Regions from separate parts of the Homo sapiens genome. Here region 2 is linked to region 1. The links are chromatin loops, found by intact Hi-C in ENCODE. Cell type or tissue: K562. All regions are shown on one strand. Each heading gives the region's core, and the rest is flanking DNA. Links, peaks and the distances in the headings are about the cores only. Region 1 overlaps AKAP4 (A-kinase anchoring protein 4). Region 2 has its middle 64 kb from the start of AKAP4.

Region 1 (2,500 bases), core at 1-2,500:
CTATGACTTCAAATCATGAATGTTATGACTTCTTTTATCTTTTTTCTTTCTGCAGGAGAGGTAGGCTTGTGAGGCTAGCTAATCTTTGAAGAATGAGACGAAGTTCCCTCCACAAATTACTACTCCCCACTCTGAAGATGCTCACAAAGCCACCAGTCTCAAGAACTATATTCATCACCCTTTGGATGGGTTTTTTTTTTTAAATAAAAAAATAAAAAACAACTTTTCTGACATGCTATCTTCCATGTTTTATCTCTTTCAGTCCTACCAGCAACTTAAGTGGCTTCTAAAATGAGACTTGATATCAAGAGTGACGGTAAATTCAGAACCAGGGATCTTGGGCTCATGAGAATGCTGGCTTTCCCCCTGAGTCCCCTCCTCCTTTCCCCTCTCTCCCCCCAACATTTTCCATTCTTCATACTTCACTGATAACCCTTCTCAGCAGCTTCCCACCGATTCTGACTCTGAGCAGAGAATACGCACCTTGTAATCTTTATCTTCTACATTCAGGGTGGACACATCGACAAAGCATATCTGCATCAAATTAGAAGGGTGAATTTAGAAAAACTCTAGAGAAAGGGGCATAATTTCTCTTTCTTGGAGATGATAATAGCACCTACCTCAGAGGGTTCTTGTGAGGATTAACTGAGATACTATATGGAAAGCATGTAAAAGCAGATTGCCTGGCACATAGTGAGTACCCAATAAATGTTAATACTGTGATTATTGTTAGGCAGACAGAATCTTAGCATTAGCACATTTCTTAAATGAGAATACCAACCTCCTGTCAGAGTGAGGCCTGAGGTACAATATCCACATGTATTAATTGAGAAAACTGTGAAGAGAAATGGCTTGCCCAACTGACACAAACTTAAATGTGGAGCTTGTATTAGAACTCAATTTTCCTGGCTTCCAGTTTAGAGCACTTGCTACTACACTAGTGTTTCTCAAAATTTATTTTATTATCAATAATATAGAATATTTTAAGTAGTGTATGGATAAATATTTCTGCATTTAATAGGTGAATTTTATTGTGCATTAGGGAGAATACATACTAGAACATCAAACCTGGGATATTATGGATAATATTTCTTAGCATGATTGTAATTTTTAAAATGTAAGTCAATTTTTAAAACATTGTAAAAATACATATTAATTAAATAATAGTATGCGTGACATTTGAACATGATTGAAGACTGTGAAGCCCTGTGAATTACTTGAAGTTTGGGAAACAGACCATGAAGCATTTTGCCCTCCTGAGGGGTCCTAGGGTAACATTGTTAGCTAGGCAATATTATTATGACTTAAGAGGTCTTAACTAATAGAGGCTGGTTGCCAGGCAACCACCACTCCTCCCTCAGGCTCCTCCCCAGCCTCCCCTCCCCAGGTCCTTTACATCACACCACACCCTGCCCCTCCCTTGATTTTTATCTCTGTGTGATGTATGAGCATGCTGGCCCCTGACAGACCTTGTTGAGCTTGGTTGCTTGGAGAAGTCAGGGTATCATCGTCCATTAGTTTATCTTGGGCCCCAGGATATCTATACCCATATGCCAATTTTTCCTACTCCTCGGCATGAGTCATTTTTTATCTTACCACTTTCCGGTCCTGATCTTGCTGTCCTTCTGGGTTGTAGAGATCTACCTTGCACACACCCCTGTGGCTGCGTAACCAGTCAATATCATCAGACATCTGGAAAGAGAAAGAAAAGAAAGCTGAAATGCTTATATATGGTTTTTGGAAACCGGGTCAATTTGGATAAGAATCTCTGGAGGGGTTCTGAAATCCATTTCTGTGTTTCATATATAGGTTTAGGCTAGGAACTGGTGGGGTGAGCAGTGGGGGACACATTGAGATGTTTGAACTTGATGCTTAGGATCATTATCTTTTAGCAAAATCCATAGTCTCCTTTAATTTAGACTCCCCACACCAAGTATTTGGAATCATGAGAGTATGATGACCTGGGAATCAAATTTAAAAGGAAATCTAGTGACTTTGGGGATTACATTTAGTGATTTACTTCTACCCAACTCTACTAACTAAATGTCTCTGATCTCCACATTTCTTTACCCCCTCGAGTACCTTCAAAAAACTCCAGCTCACGTTACCCCCTCTAACTTAATTCTAGCTAACTCCAGTTCAACCAGTCTTTCCCATTACACTAAAGAAAGTGAAATTAGATAAATAGCTATAACACATCACTCAGAGCCATTGGAAAATACTAAAGTCAATAGCAGTAAATAAATAGCCCTTTTATTAAAACAACATATACAATTTCAATATATAGAACAAGATTTTGAATGCTGAGAAAACCCAGTCTAATAACCATAAATATAACACCGAGAGACAGAAATCTGAGGGAAGACCAGACCCTGATCCAATAGGATCAAGTTTAATTTATTTTAGAAAGAAAAAATAATCTCTGCCAACTTCCTTCCACCATCACCCCCTGCCACCACCTCCCAACCCAGTCTGGAACTAAAAGTAAAAAGGAAATGAC
Region 2 (9,211 bases), core at 3,286-5,785, 61 kb before region 1:
ATCTGAATTCAACTTCTGTCCCCTACTCTCTATATCCACAGCCAAACAAGGCAAGATCATCTCCTTCCTGGACTAACACAATGACCTCTTAATTGTCCTTCTTGACTTCCCTCTAATTCTCTTACGTCAAGGCTATGATCTTACTGGGGGTACCATTCACATAGAATACAATGTGTGCTGTCCCGGCAACCCTGCGGCCAGAATCACTTTCCTAAAACAAATCCACTCTTGCCACTCTCTTTTAGAAGCTTTTATTGAATTCCTATAACTCTGAACCAAGGGTTCCCAAAATAGGATCCAAGAGTCCTTGAGAGTCCTTGAGATTCATTAAGCAGGTCCACAAGGTCCTCCTTTTTCTAACCACCTATCTGTGTGAAGCCAGATTCTTTTTCATATACTTTAACGAAAACAACATAATGCAACAGATTGAATTTATTTATTTATTTTCCTTTCTCTTTTTTTTTTTTTTTTTTTTTGAGATGGAGTCTTGCTCTATTGCCTAGGCTGGAGTGCAGTGGCACAATCTCGGCTCACTGCAACCTCCGCCTCCCAGATTCAAGCGATTTTCCTGCTTCAGTTTTCCCAGTAGCTTGGATTACAGGCATGTGCCAACAAACCCAGCTAATTTTTGTATTTTTAGTAGAGACAGGGTTTCAACATGTTGGGCCAGGCTGGTGTTGAACTCCTGAACTCAAGTGATCCACCCGTCTCAGTCTCAGCCTCCAAAAGTGCTGAGATTACAGGCATAAGCCACCACACCTGGCCTGAATTTAGAAGCAGATATAGGAATCCAACTGTCATCTATTAAAGAGATCTGGAAATATGTAAAACAATACCACTTTTCTCACTTACTTTTCAGTTTTGGAAAACAGAAAATATTGTTATTTTTCACAAAATGCTATTCATGCTAAAATATAGCTAATATATAGTTTATTGTTGTTATTTTATTTTTGAGATAGTGTCTCACTCTGTTGCCCAGGCTGGAGTGCAGTGGCATAATCTAGGCTCACTGCAACCTCCGCCTCCTGGGTTCAAGCAATTCTCCTGTCTCAGCCTCCCAAGTAGCTGGGGTTACAGAGGCATGCCACCACACCCAGCTAATTTTTGTATTTTTAGTACAGACGAGATTTTACCATGTTGGCCAGGCTGGTCTCGAACTCCTAACCTCAAGTGATCTACCCGCCTCGGCCTCCCGAAGTGCTGGGATTACAGGTGTGAGCCACCATGCCTGGCCCATTGTTGTTATTTTAAAATGAATAAGTAAATACTTAAAAATTTTTTCAGTTTAATTTCTAATGTAGTAAAAATCACTAGATACAGCCCATATAAACAAAAGCTTCTGGGGGGTCCTCAATAATTTTTAGGCATTTACTGTGAAAGGGTCCTAAAGACAAAACGTTTGAAAACTGCTGTTCTGAAAAATAAACTCCAAAATCCTTCAGCACCAAGGCTTACTAAGGTTTTTCTGATCTGATGCCTGCCTACTCATTGGCCTTACCACTGCCCTCTAGAAGTTTCCTGTCTAGTTATACAGAACTGCTTACAGTTTCCCTAACTAGTACAACTGTCTCTACCTCTTGGGCCAAACACTGGGGACTTGTAGGGTTATTAATTAATTAATTTATTAATTAATTTATTTATTTATTTATGTAGAGATGGGGTCTTGCTATGTTGCCCAGGCTGGTCTCAAACTCCTGGGCTCAAGCAATCCTCTTGCCTCAGCCTCCCAAAGTGCTGGGATTACAGATGTGAGCCACCATGCCCGGCCTTGTAGGGTCATTTCTGAAGAGAGAGGGCCTAGGAAAAAATCTTAGTGCTAGTAGGAGTCTCAAAGACTCTATTGGTCAGGGTTCTTGGTGACAAACAAACAATAGAACTCACTCTAGCTAGTTTTAGTAGAAAAATAAGAATTTAAGTATATTAAGTAACTCAGAAAATTTGAATTGTCCACAGAACCAAATAAATTTTGTCTCCAAAAACAATAGCCCAGTTGAGCTCCTCTGGGAGAGGCACTATTGCTCTCTGTAGGTAGGCTTGGTGTAGCTTCAACACCAATGCAGGCCTGATGCATCACTGCAACACAATTTAGCACCACTGCCTGTGAAAGCTGGCTGTCTCTCCTCCACATCCTCCACAGTGGACTCTGAGCAGTGCCTCTTTCATGGCATGCTCTTCCAAATTGAATTCTCTTCCAAATCTCTATTGGGTTCAGTAGGCTCTAAGTCATATGCTTGTAACCTGTTGGCAAGGGAAGCAGGAATGCAGATGTCTGGTTCCTGCTTTGGGAAATTGTGAGCTCATAAAGTAGCAGAGGGCTCAGACAAAGGAAGAGGGCTCAAGGATGTCACAAAATGATAAATTTCCACTCCAGAGACCATAAAATCCAACCCCCTGGTTTTTCAGATGGGGACTGACTTTCCTAATGTCATACACCTCTCTCATTTGTGACAGAGCTGACCCTGGAAGCCATGTGTCCCTTCGATGCTCTTTCTACCAACAAGCATTGTTTCCCAAGTGTCCAACTGTGTCATGTGCAATATTCAGACAGGATGTAGTCAGGAAGGAAACCAAACAAAAGCTGATATTTGTTCTTTTATTCATTCAACATAAATTTCTTGAGCACCTGATTTGTGCCAGGAACAGCTACACAATGATCTCCAGAAATCACTCTCTGGGGGGTGAAACAGACAAGTAAACAGGCAATTTCTATACAATGTTAGAAGTGCTATAATAGAGAAGCATAGGTGGCCCTGGGTACACAGAGTAGGATCCAATGGCGTCAAACTCTTGTTATGGGAGGTTTTCCATCAGACAAAAACCTGAATAGCATATTCCTGAGATTTTACATGGGTTTTTAATTTCAGGTGCTTAAGCAATGTAAAGATTACTCACAGGCATTTTCAGACATAGGTCCGATGATGTTCTGGAAGTTGCCCAATGTTGCACAGCCTCCATGAGGCATACCTCATTGGAAACCATATTCTGTTGTATGGCTGACTTCTGGGGGTCCTCAGTTTCTTCATCTGTACAATGAGGATGATGACTACTTTGATTTCATTTGATCTGAGGACCAAATAATATAGTATCTTCAATCAAGGCTCTTCTGGTTGCTAGCAACAGAAACCTACTTGAGCTAGCTTAGTTAATAGGAAGGCTTATTATAGGATATAAGGAGTTTCATGGAACACAAGGTCAGTAAGTGTAGCCATGTGTCAGGAGGGACTAAAGCCATGAACTGGAAACTCACCAGGAATCAAGGCAGTTCTGTCCCTCTCAGTCTGTGTGTTCTTTTGTCTATCCATATCCACTCCAGTCTCTTCATGATCCTGATTTCTCTGCTTTTCCATGACCTTGACTAAATATAGCTTCTCCACAGCGATTGGATTTATAAGTCTTGGGTTTAAGTGACCAAAAGTGCTGACTGGCATCTCTGAATCCAATTCTAAATTTTCAGGGTAGAATCTGCTTGTCCCAGTTTAGATCAGGGATGCTGTGTGGTTCAATCAGTTCCACCCAGGAGTCAGGGTTGCGACACAGCTGCCAGGAACCCACCCCTGTGGCTGGTGGCTGGGAGAGATCTGGTTCTTAGAGAAGGGGGATTAGGGGCTTGGCAGACCCCCCCAAAGCAGATAATGTATGAGAAGGCATGACGACAGAAATAGTGGAGGATCCCAATAATGGCCATCTATTTTTCCTGCCTGCCTGCTACCTGTTCTTTTTTTCTGGTAATAGTTTTTATTCTTTGGGCTCTGAGTGGTGGACACATGATCCAAGTTGGATTGATCATAGTACCTCATACCCTGGCCAAGCTCAGTATGCTTGTTCCATTTAGCATCATTTTGGAATCCTTCTCCCTCTCCATAATCTGGCCATTTAACTCCTCCCACCCTTTGAGGCTTTACCTCAGGTTCAGTAGTGTTTATAGTCTGTCTCACACAGTTGCAAGGATTTTATGTTCTCTGCTGACTTTGAGCCTCGTGTCCCTAATGAGATATATAGGAAAGTCTTCTAGGAGTCAACTGGGTCACCAGGTGGGGACATAAACCTTTCCCAGAAGTTCCGTAGCTGACCTCCTTTTATACTTCACTGGCCAGAACTGAGATCAATCACTGGTGAGGGGGAAGAGCACTGCTGTAACTGTTGTAAACTGATTATGGCTCATCTAGTGCTGACTCACCTCCTGAGATCAAGAGATCTCTGTCAAACACTTGATCAATGTTGGGCTGCTATTAGCAAGAAGATAGAAGAATAAAATTGGCCAGGCATGGTGGCTCACACCTGTAATCCCAGCACTTTGGGAGGCTGAGGTGGGCAGATCACTTGAGGTCAGGAGTTTGAAACCAGCCTCGCCAACATGGTGAAACCTCATCTCTACTAAAAATACAAAAATTAGCCAAACGTGCTCACTTGAACCCAGGAGGCGAAGATTGCAGTGAACCAAGATTGTGGCACTACACTCCAGCCTGGGCGACAGAGCGAGACTCTCTCTCAAAAAAAAGAAAAAAAAGAGAGAAAGAAGAATGCTTGCCAAAAGTGTCTGTTCCAGACTGTGACCTCTAGGAAGATATGGGCTACTTGTGGTTTACTCTGTCTGCTATCAGTTTCCTTCAACTTGCAGGCCTTCTCATGCAGCCCCTAATTTCCTTCCTCTGTCCTCCTCCCATTGCATGCTTGCATGCTTCAGGGCAATTCATGGCTTCTAGCCTATTCTCTAGAAGGGGAACATGTCTGAGACCCTGCGGCTCTGGTGAAAAGGAATGGGTGTAGCAAAGAAGGGTAAATGAATACTTTCAAGTCTCTTTTTTGCATGACCTTCTTACCTTATTGCAAGAAGAACTAGGTAGTATCTGTCTGACACACATGGCCACATAGCATAGGGTAGGAGCAGGGCTCCTGGGGCAGATCTCCTGCATTCCGACTCTAGTGTCAATAGTTGTGGTAACTTAGGTCAAGTAACTTAAACTCTCTGTGCCTCAATTCGTCAGTTTTTTTTTTTTTTTTGAGACAGGGTCTCACTTTTTCACCCAGGCTGGAATGCAGTGTTAAGATCCTGTTTCACTGCAGCATCGACTTCCTGGGCTCAAGCTATCTTCCCACCTCAGTTCCTCAAGTAGCTGGGACTACAACTGTGTGCCACCAAGGCATGCTATTTTTTTTTTTTGTAGAGACAGGGTTTCACCATGTAACCCAGGCTGGTCTCGAACTCCTGAGATCAAGCAATCCTCCTGCCTTAGCCTCCCAAAGTGCTGGGATTACAGGCGTGAGCCACCGAACCTGGCCTAATTCATCAGTTTTAGCAAGGACAATAATACTATGTATGTACCTCATAGGGTTTTTGTAAAGATTAAAATGAGATAATAAATGCAAAACCCTTAGTATAGTGCTTGCATATAGTAAGTACTCACTAAATATCACTACTTATTACAGTAACTATTATTCATGCTACTGGAAAAGTCTGGAAAGAAACAATACTTGTGTCCAAATGGTGGATGCTGGGGGATTTAAAAATTTTTCTTCCTTATACTGTTCTGTATGCAAATGTCCTACAATGAGCATGTACTGCTTTAAACAATCAGAATGTAACACAAGATATCTCATTAAAAATCAATATTCAAACCCTCACATAAACATGAAACTCAAGAAAGGTCTTAAGTTGGGACATTTGAAACTATCAGAAAGAATCTACCTGCTACTGCCTGTCAGCACAACTACAGTGTAGACTAGTCACTATACCTCTTAGACTACACTCAAGCAGGGAAAAGCCTCAGCTGGTATTTCACAGCATTCCTAGGAAAAAGTGATGAAATGATGGATGGGAAAATATTTTGCAAAACTGAAAGCATATAGGGATAGAGAATATAATGATAATTAGGTTCAGATTCTTTGAATTTAGCTAAGCCAAAGAGGGCTGAGGATGCTAACCACTGAACTTTTTGAATGGGTAGGACTGGGTCAAGAGTTACCAGACTGCAGGCTGGGCGAGGTGGCTCATGCCTGTAATCCCACAACTTTGGGAGGTCGAGGCAGGCAGATCACTTGAAGTCAGGAGTTTGAGACCAGCCTGGCCAACATGGCGAAACCCTGTCTCTACTAAAACCATAAAAATTAGCCGAGTGTGGTTTTATGCCTGTAGTCCCAGCTACTCTGGAGGCTGAGGCAGGAGAATTGCTTGAACCTGGGAGGCAGAGGTTGCAGTGAGCTGAGATTGCACCACTGCACTCTAGCCTCTAGCCTGTGCAATAGAGCAAGACTCCCTCTCCAAAAAAAAAAAAAAAAGAGTTATTAGGCTACAAGCTGGTTGGGCATTTTGAGACACAGTGTCCTACTGTGCAGAGCAAGGCTGAAGCTAGGATAGATGGTGGAAATATTGGACCTGACCTGAAGGCATAGGGAAGATAGGAAGAAGGAAGCTAGCATTTGTTAGGCACCTGCGACTGTCAGTTACTTTACATAAAATCTCAAGGAACTTAATCCTCACCTCCATGACAAATGTCAGAGGGACTTTCTATCACTGGAATATGGCCTTAAGACTTTGTGCCCAAGTCATGAACCATCTTTTCAGTCTTCTTCTCTCAGATGCCTCTTATCGTGGTTTTCTTGCATGGAAATCCCATTAAACAACTATCCTGATATTCATTCCATCTCCTTTCTTTCTTTTTTTTTTTTTTTTTTTTTGAGGCGGAGTCTCGCTCTGTCACCAGGCTGGAGTGCTGTGGCGCGACCTTGGCTCACGGCAACCTCCAGCTCCCTGGTTCAAGCAATTCTGCTGCTTCAGCCTCTTGAGTAGCTGGGATAACAGGCACGCACCATCACGCCTGGCTAATTTTTGTATTTTTAGTACAGATGGAGTTTCACCATGTTGGCCAGGATGGTCTCGATCTCCTGACCTCATGATCCACCCGCCTCAGCCTCCCAAAGTGCTGGGATTACAGGTGTGAGCTACAGCGCCTGGCCTCATTCCATCTCCTTTCTAAGGTAAGTAGGTGCTAGACTTGGGGTTTTTAATAATTGGCCCACTCACGGGAGAGCCCTGGAAAAATGGCAGCAGGATTCTCCCCACTTGGGAAGAATTTGGTGAGAGCCAGGCAGAGGATCGGGGATCAACTCAGGGACCGGAGTAAAGTTGCAAGAGGGTCCCAGTTCCAGCATGTTGCTCAAGTATTGAGTGGAAAAACCAAAGCAAAAGACTGGGCCTTTGTAGCAAGTTGATACCTGGGGTCTGAAGAGAATTACAGAAGCAATGAAGGCAATGGGAATGCTTACAATCTGGAGGCCAGTGTCAATTTTACTAGGAAATAGTGAAGTAAGAAGAAGGAGTCAAGGAATGACAAACAGTCTTTTTAGGCAGGGTGCAGTGGCTCACGCCTGTAATCCCAGTACTTTGGAGGCCAAGGCGGGCAGATCGTTTGAGCTCACAAGTTCGAGACCAGCCTGGGCAACATGGAAAACCCAGTCTGTACAAAAAATACAAAAATTAGCCGGACATGGTGGTGTGCACCTCTAATCCCAGCTACTTGAGAGGCTGAGGTGGAAGGATGGCTTGAGCCCAGGAGGCATAGGTTGTAGTGAGCCAAGATCCTGCCACTGCACTCCAGTCGGGGCAACAGAGCCAGACCTTGTCTCAAACAAACAAACAAACAAATAAGACCACCACCAACAAAAGTCTTTTCAGTAGCCTTACATATTGATTTAATATAAATAATCAAGAATAACAGATACAAACTGTTGCACAAGTTTGTATCTTGTGCACAAGGGGCTGCACAAGTCTCAAGCTGAGAGCCAGCAAGAACCTACTTGTCCTCTTCCCTCAGCAAACAGCATCTACCTGTTCTACAGAATCTATGTGCTACTGCCTGCTATGAAATAGCTATTTTGCCCTTCACTTTGCCACTTCCATGCCCTTCGTACCCTGGAGAAAAGGACAGGGTACGTAGGCTTGTCATGACATGGGCCAACAGGAGGTACCCAGTGAGGTCTCAGTCTTATAGGCCACTCCCAGAGAATGTAGCTCTCAGCTCCCAGCTGTGCTCTGCTGCCCTAGGAGTGGGGATGCAGGTGAGAACTGCTGTCTTCCTCTGGGACAGGCCTCCTGCCTCTCTTCATCCTCATCTCTCTCCTCAGCCTTGTTCCCTCTGGACTTGAAGCTCTACATAGGCAGACCAGACAATGCTGGGCTTTCAGGACCTCATAGATTGGATTCCTGAGGGAGAGGTCTTGAGAAGGGGATCCACAGGCCAGCCCCAGTTGGTGGGCCTGGATGCTGGCATCTGAGCATCTGGACATCTTTTAGTTCTCATGCTGGGGGCTCACAGTGCAGGAAGGGTGTGTGATCCAGTCTGGCTACTCCCCGCCTCCAGGCCATGAGCTTGATCACATGGCCAGATGGAAAGCCCCCAAATGATTGAGTGTCCTGTGCGGGAACTCTAAAGAGGGAGATGAGAAAGACACAAAGAACTCCCCCTAGTCCTGAGCTCAAAGATGTCCGACTGTACTATAGCATGTAGGCCAATCTTGAGTGACAAATACTTTGTGGCCATACCCTTGAGAGGTAGAATGGGATGGAGGTAATCAGTGCGGTGATTGATGCCTTGTATCAGCTGCTGGTCCATCAGGAAGGGCTCCTTGTCCTCATCCCTGCTACTGAAGTAAAGTGGACCTAGGAATACACATAGTACTTGCCACCCTGGCTGGGCAGAAATGCCTCTCCCTGGTAGGTGAGGTTGTGCAGGTGAGACAGCAGGTCTCAGGGCTCCCAGTTATGCAGAAATAATGCTAGGACTGGGGTAGCTCCTCAGGATGGACCAGAGTTTCTGGAGGGGAAGGAAGAGAAGCAGGTGGCTGTTAAGGATGAGGGAGATCATCAACCTAGCATCCCACTGAACCTTCAGATTCAATTCAAGTTTTTGCCTCAGCTTTCCAAAGTCTCAAAGGTTCTTAACCAGGAGAGTGACTCGTTTAAATTATGACAAGAACCAGACAGCCTAGGTTCAAGTCTGGGCTGTACCACTCACTAGCTAGGTAACCTTGAGCAAGGAATTTTAACTTCTCTGGGCCTCAGTTTCCTTAAAATGTAAAACTGGGAAAATAATCTCTACCTTAATATGGAGATTACATGAGAAAGTGCAGGAAAAGGGCCCAGGACGGAGATTGGCACACCGGAGACATTCAACAAGCAGATTACTACTATTATTACTGAAAGAAAGGCCGAATA

What was found. Peaks named below come from ENCODE experiments on the same cell type or tissue, not always from the same donor. Only the 100,000 strongest peaks of a DNase experiment are listed, where the experiment ranks them.
Region 2: a loop joins it to region 1, with 7 times the contacts of the local background. A loop is called at or near these places in 2 of 110 quality-filtered maps.

The regions. Positions count from the first base shown.
Region 1 is chrX:50,197,061-50,199,560 of GRCh38, forward strand. It overlaps AKAP4 (A-kinase anchoring protein 4), which reads right to left. Exons shown (of 6, transcript NM_003886.3): 2 at 1,597-1,692; 3 at 484-534. Among named protein-coding and RNA genes, the nearest start is that of AKAP4, 2.7 kb to the right of the region's middle. In K562, for the core only: no CTCF peak of the experiment used is centred there; a DNase peak (open chromatin) is centred at 1,501.
Region 2 is chrX:50,132,313-50,141,523 of GRCh38, forward strand. No RefSeq gene overlaps it. Among named protein-coding and RNA genes, the nearest start is that of AKAP4, 64 kb to the right of the region's middle. In K562, for the core only: no CTCF peak of the experiment used is centred there; DNase peaks (open chromatin) are centred at 4,129 and 4,629.